Linked DNA regions of Homo sapiens: region 1 is linked to region 2. Evidence: chromatin contacts called from ENCODE Hi-C or POLR2A ChIA-PET data. All regions are on one chromosome and are shown on one strand. The core of a region is the stretch at or near the end of the contact, and the rest is flanking DNA. Distances in the headings are between cores, read along the strand shown. Region 1 holds the start of PPP1R26 (protein phosphatase 1 regulatory subunit 26). Region 2 holds the start of OLFM1 (olfactomedin 1).

Region 1 (2,775 bases), core at 264-2,763, 390 kb before region 2:
ACTCCAGCCTGGGCGACAAAGCGAGACTCTGGCTCTAAAAAAAAAAAAAAAAAAAAAACAAGAAAAGCCCCCTAATCAGTCCTTAGAGATAGGTGTGGGCCCAAGCCAGAGGTGCAGGCTTTGTCAAATTGCTGCCTCAGGATACGGTCTTGAGGGTGGCTGTGGGGACACCCAGCACCTGCACCCCAAGGCCACACGGTGTCAGATTTTAGGAAGCGGTGGAGAACACTCGGGTACCTTCTCGGTCCAGACATCAACCTTCTGGAGAGAACCAAAGCACCCACACTGGGCCCTCGCCATCCTAACAGTCTGCCCACCTGTGAGAAACGCCCCCAAATACTCTACATTTCTCGGTTGGCCGAAAAGCAGCTCAGCCAGCGGTCTTACCTCCCAGGTGGGGTTTCCCCCCAGGGTAGGGAGGCCAGGGTCTGCAGGCCAGGGAGAGGAGCCCCGGTGCAGGAGCGGGCGGGGCAGCAGGAGGACCCGCTCCAGCCACCCAGAAGTGGGCGTGGGCTAGAATTCAGCTCCCAGCCTTCCAGAAGCTGCAATTTTACAACCTCACTACAAGCGTCCCCCAGCAAAGCTGCACCGCCATTTCCTGTGCTTGGGAACTGAAGGCAAGGTGAGCCCCTCCCGGCTGCCCCGGCCCGACCTCCCCTGACTCCCAAGCTTGGGCTACTCACGGCCTGCGGGCTGGGCAGGGTCCCCCAAGGGAGCTCCCCTCCCCGAGGGCGCGCTCACCCTAGCCGCTGGGATCGGCGACCTGGTCCTCGGCCCGGCGGGAGTGAACGCCTCCCAGGGAAGAGGCCGGGCCTCCAAGCAGGTCTGCACCCCCGGAGTTATGTTTCTGGGATCCGAGGACTAGCGAGCTTGGGGCCCGGGAGAGCGGCCACCCTCCCGGAAGCTCCGCCTGGCGCAGGGCGTGAACCGCAGTCTCCAGGCCGGCCGGGCCGCGGCCATTCTCGGAGGGCAGCGGCCGCCCCGGGCCGGGCCAAAGCTCCCCACCGCGGGCCCTCACCTGCGCCTCACCTGGGGCTCCAGGAGCGCGGGGCGCGCGGGCCGAGAGTCGCACGGAGGCCAGAGACAGGATCCCCGCCCGGGGAACGGAGCAGCCCCGGCGCCGATCCCCGTCCGCCTGCCTCGGGGAGCCCCCGCCGCCCGCCCGCCGCGGCCTGCACGGCGCGCCGGCCCCGGCCTGGCTGGCCCTCCTGTCCCCGACCCCCCAGCTTCCCAGCCCCCGAGCCCCCCGGCCCCGGCCCTGCACCCGCTCACCTCCGCCCGTCCCCCGCCGCCCGCCGCGCGGACCCCGCCTGCGCCCGCGTCCCACGTCCCGGGGGAGGCGGCGGGCCGGGGGCGGGCCGGAGGCTGCAGGGCCAGCGCGCTCCGCCCTCGGCCGGGGCGCGGGGAGGGGGCGCAGGGGCGTCCGGCCGGGCCCCCCGCCTCCCCGCCTCCCCGCGCGCCGCCGCTGCCGCCGCCCCGCGCCCGGGCCGCGCCGTGGGAAGCGCGGGAGGGGAGGGGCGGGGCGGGGGGCGGGGCGACCCCCCCAAGCCGCCCCCTCCCCGCGACCTACCGGACGGTGGCGGCGGCGGCCGCACTCCGGAAGCCGTGCCCGTGGCTGGGCATCATGGGAATGGCACGGCCGAGTTCCGGGGGAGGCGCGCGGCCCGGCCGGACCCCCGCCCGCGAGAGCGCGCCCACCTGCCGCCGCGCCCGCGCCCCGGGGACGCCCCCGCCCCGCCCCGCCCGGTTCGGACGCGGCCCCCTCCGCGGGGTGCGGGGCGAAGGCGCTTGGGCCGGGCCGAGCCCCGTGCTGCCCGCCTCCCGTACCGCGGCCACCTCCGGGGGGCGCGCAGGGGGCGCGGGGTCGCCGGGAAGTTCTGGGCGCGGGGGGCGTGGCCGTGGGAAAGCGCTCGGAGCCGCGGGAAGGGAGCGTGCGGGGCCCCGGCGCCAACCGAGTTCCTCCCCGAAGTTCACGCGGGGCTCCGGGCTGAGACCGGCCCGCCCGCCCCTCCAGCCCCACAGCCTTGGGCCGGGGTCGGGGGCGGCCCCCGCGTGTCCCCGCGGCTGCCCCACCCGAGCTTGCGGCGGGGAGTGGACGCACGACCTGCCCGGGGCGGCGGCTCCTCGAGCACACCTGCCGCCAGGTTCGGGGGAGGGAACAGTTTCTAGGAACTGCCCCGGACCTTGAGGCCGCTGCTGTTTCTGCTTCTGCTGTGCACTGACCATGTGACCTTGAAAGTCTTCCCAGTTTTGTTTTATAAAAGGTCCAGGGTGTGTGCCCGAGGCTGGCGGTGGCCCGGGTGTGCTCAGCATCCCCGGGCGGCGGGGAACGGGCAGACCCGACTGGATCCTCCCTCAGCGCCCACTCGTGGAAGGGGCAGATGGTGCGCAGGGGCACCGCGCTGCTTCTGTAAGCCCCCTGGGCCCTGATCCACACGTGTCTGGGAGATGAATTTGTGGGTTCGGTTCCTGTCTAGAAAGTGTCAGAGATTTGATAGGATCAAAATCAGAGACTTGCCTTGGAGGGGTGCTTCTAGTCATGCCAGCCTGGGAAGCTGGAGGGCCAGTTTTGGGTCAGGAAACCCATTAAAGAATTGTTTTAATGCCTTCGTGAATTTTTTCAAAAAGCAATTTTTTTTTTCTCATGAAATAATACTCTTTCATTACCAAACTTTGGGGAGATGATCTAATTAATAAGGTGACTTCCCAGAGACATGGGCTGTTAAGGTTTTGGCATGCTGCTTCACAGTTTTTAAAACAGTGCTGTGGTGAACA
Region 2 (2,913 bases), core at 128-2,627:
CACCTCTCCTTTCAGCCTAAAGGGCCAGTGGTCTGGGGCGCGCCTTCCCGGCAGCGGCCCCTTCCCCGCGCGGCCCTCCGGGTGGCGGTTTCAGCTCAGCCTCGCTCAGCCATCTAAGTCAGCTCTGCCCAGAAGCAGCCCCGGCCACGGTTCCCCTCCCGCTAGGCTCGAGAGGGAGACGCGATTTCAATTTCAGAGGCCAGGAGGGAGGGGTGCGCGCAGAAGACGAAGGCAAAGGCGAGGGGGTGAGCGCCCAAGGGCAGGCTCCCAGGGGCCCCACCCAAGCCCCTCGGCACCGTCCTCGGAGGAGAAGGAACAAACCCTCCTATGGACTGGGGAGGAAAGGGCGCCTTGGGACTTTGGGAATGCAGGCGCGGGCAGGAGCTCCGGAGCCCACCGGCTGGGGCCCCACTCCCAGCCCGGTCCGGCCAGTCTGGCTTTTACAAACTAGGGCGGGCTCAGTCCCCGCTGGACCGAGCCCAGACTAGGGTCTAGCGGCGGCTCCACCCCTCACTCGCTGAGTGTGACCTTGGACAAGTCCCCAAGTCCCCAGCCTTAGTTTCCTAACCTTTTCAATGGGGGGCTCATGATTACTGACCCAGGACTCCAAGCCTCCGAGAACCCACCAAGCTCCCCCGGCCCCGCGGCGAGGGGCCCAGACGAAGGAAACGCCGCCCCAGGGGCGCGCGGGCGGAGATGGAGTGGCCCAGGCTGGGGGAGCGGGGAGCAGGGTCGCCACCGCTGCGCCGGCCCGCGACGCCTGCCCTTGCCCGCCCTGCTCCCCGCCGCCTCCCTGGGCGACTCGGGTCCCGCGCGGCGCCCGCCCAGCCCGGGGCTCCGGACCGAGGAGGGGGAGGAGGAGGAGGAGGAGGAGCCGCGCCAAGGCGGCCGGCGGGCGCACTTACGCCGGTGCTGCGGTCCAGCGTCCCGCCGCCGGCCGCCGAGAGCTTGGTGGTGTTGAGGCCCACCAGCGAGGGCAGCGTCTGGGACATCCAGTTAGTGATCATGGCCATGGTGCTCAGCACGACCCCGATCTTGAGCAGCGGCACCGACATCGCGCCTCGAGCTGCCTCCAGCGCCCGCTCCGAGCTGGCACCGGCTCCCGCGCCCAGGCGGCCTTCAGGCGGCGGGCACCGCGGCGGGCAGGGGCGCCTGGCTGTGTCCCCGCGCCCCCTCGGCCCGCCGCCGCCCGCCCGCCGCCGCCGCCGCCCCGCGCGCCCCGGCCATCGCCGCGCCTTCCCCGGGCGCCAGGGAAGGTGGCCAGGTGGCCTCTGCCCGCCGCGCCCTGCGCCTCGCGCCGCCCGCCCTGCGCCCTGCCTTGCCCGGCTGCGTCCCTCCGGGCTCCTCCGCCGCCACCGGGAAGCGCCGTCCGGCTCTGAGCGCTGCGCGGGCTGCGCGCGGGGGCCGCGGCCGGGAGGCGGGGCTCGGCCGGGCGGGACCGACGCAATCCGCCCAGGAAATGGGTGGATTTTTCCTCTCGCTCGGCTCCCCGCCGCCCCCTGGCTGCTGGCAGCGAGGTCTGCAAACTCCAGTCCGCCCAGGAGTTGGGATCAGGGTGACATGAGGAGACGGACACACCACCACCCCCAGATCATAAAATACCCGGCGGCGGCGCGGGGACTCCAGCTGGGGGCACGGCCCGCGGCCCTCCCGTCCCGGGGCTTCTCCCATCCTCACGCCGGGGCATCCCTCTCCGATCCCCGCAGAGGGTCCGCTTTGGGGCAAAGGTTGCCGGCAGAGAGACGGCGCCGTCCTGCCTACTGGAGCCCTTTTCCGCGGTGATTCGAGGGTCCCAGCCAGCCTGGGCCGTCGCCTGAAACCCAGCAGGCAGGGCAGGCTCCGAAAAGCAGCCAGACTCGCGAGGGCCTCCAGCGCCAGGGGGGCGTCGGGGCATCGGTGGAGAGCTAAAGGCGCCCCTGCGATCCCAGGGCAGCCGCGGTGCCCTAAGGCCTTGCTTGGGAGGAAGGGAGCCAACCGGCACTCCTGACACCTGCACAGCAAGGCGGGGGCTGGGGTGGTCTGCCGTGGCCCGCGGTGCGCAGTGAGGGCCCTGGGAGGGCGCACACCCGGCAGGAGCTGCATAAGGTCTGGGGCTCAGGCCTGGACCTCAGGAGCTGAAGGGACCACGCCCATGAACCTGGTGTTGGGGAGGTGGGTGTGTGGGGCGGGGACTGGGGTCTGTGGTGGAGGGGTGTGGGTTGGGGGGTGTCCTTACTGACTCAGGGGTGGCGCTCGAGTCATGGCGCCCAGGCACAGAGGCAGGGCAAGTGGCGCACGCTGCCCCTCTTCCCGGCCCTCTGCGGCGACCGCAGCAGGACTCACGCGTGTCAGTCCCACCTGAAGCGCAGGCCTGACTGGGTCAAACACGTTAATAGGGCTTTTGCATTTACAGAAGGCTTCTAATCGGAGATGAAAGCCACTTCCTCCGGGGCCTTCCATTAAGCTTTCCCAGCCATTTGGGAAGGAAAGAATCCTCCAGATCACTCACTACACTCTTCTCTGCCTGGGCGAAAATTAATCTCCCTTCCTGGATGGGATTTGAAAGACGGACGCCGGGCCGGAAGGAGCGCGCCTCCCTGGCGCCCGCCTGAGAGGAACAACGCCTTCCTGGGGCTTTTCTCTCTGTGTGCGCAGTCCTCGGCTGAAGAGACTTCAGCTGCAGCCAAGATGATCCTGGCCTGAGTGCTGGGTGTGAGACCCGCTAGTTAAATGAGCCCCTCAGATCTGCTTTTCTGATTAATGCTGTAATCTCAGGCAGCCGGGCTGGGTCGGATGCCAGGAAATTCCAACTGTTGGGGAAGGGCGCCATCTCCCAGTGTAAGCTGGGACTGCAGGCCCGGCTCACAGACTGGGCCCAGGCGGAGACACAAGTCCGGTTGGGCTGGCTTCGCCCCCCTCCTCTGGCCATGCATG

What was found. A loop is a pair of places that touch in the nucleus more often than their neighbours do. ChIA-PET counts read pairs that join two places held with the same protein, here RNA polymerase II (POLR2A). Pooled maps may share reads with other maps.
Region 1: a loop to region 2 is called in a map of IMR-90, with 16 times the contacts of the local background. The contact joins the promoter of PPP1R26 here to the promoter of OLFM1 in region 2. A Hi-C loop is called at or near these places in 4 of 168 maps with a recorded cell type or tissue (HCT116, IMR-90, chondrocyte and 1 more) and 12 of 50 pooled maps. POLR2A ChIA-PET finds 5 or more read pairs at or near these places in 1 of 52 experiments (WTC11).

What each region holds. Positions count from the first base shown.
Region 1 is chr9:135,478,520-135,481,294 of GRCh38, reverse strand. PPP1R26 (protein phosphatase 1 regulatory subunit 26) reads right to left here and starts at 1,513. Exons shown (of 4, transcript NM_014811.5): 1 at 1,273-1,513. RefSeq lists silencers at 872-921, 932-991.
Region 2 is chr9:135,086,132-135,089,044 of GRCh38, reverse strand. It overlaps OLFM1 (olfactomedin 1), which reads right to left and starts at 1,377. Exons shown (of 6, transcript NM_001282611.2): 1 at 906-1,377. The coding sequence starts at 1,055. RefSeq lists enhancers at 1-721, 1,356-2,216, 2,217-2,913.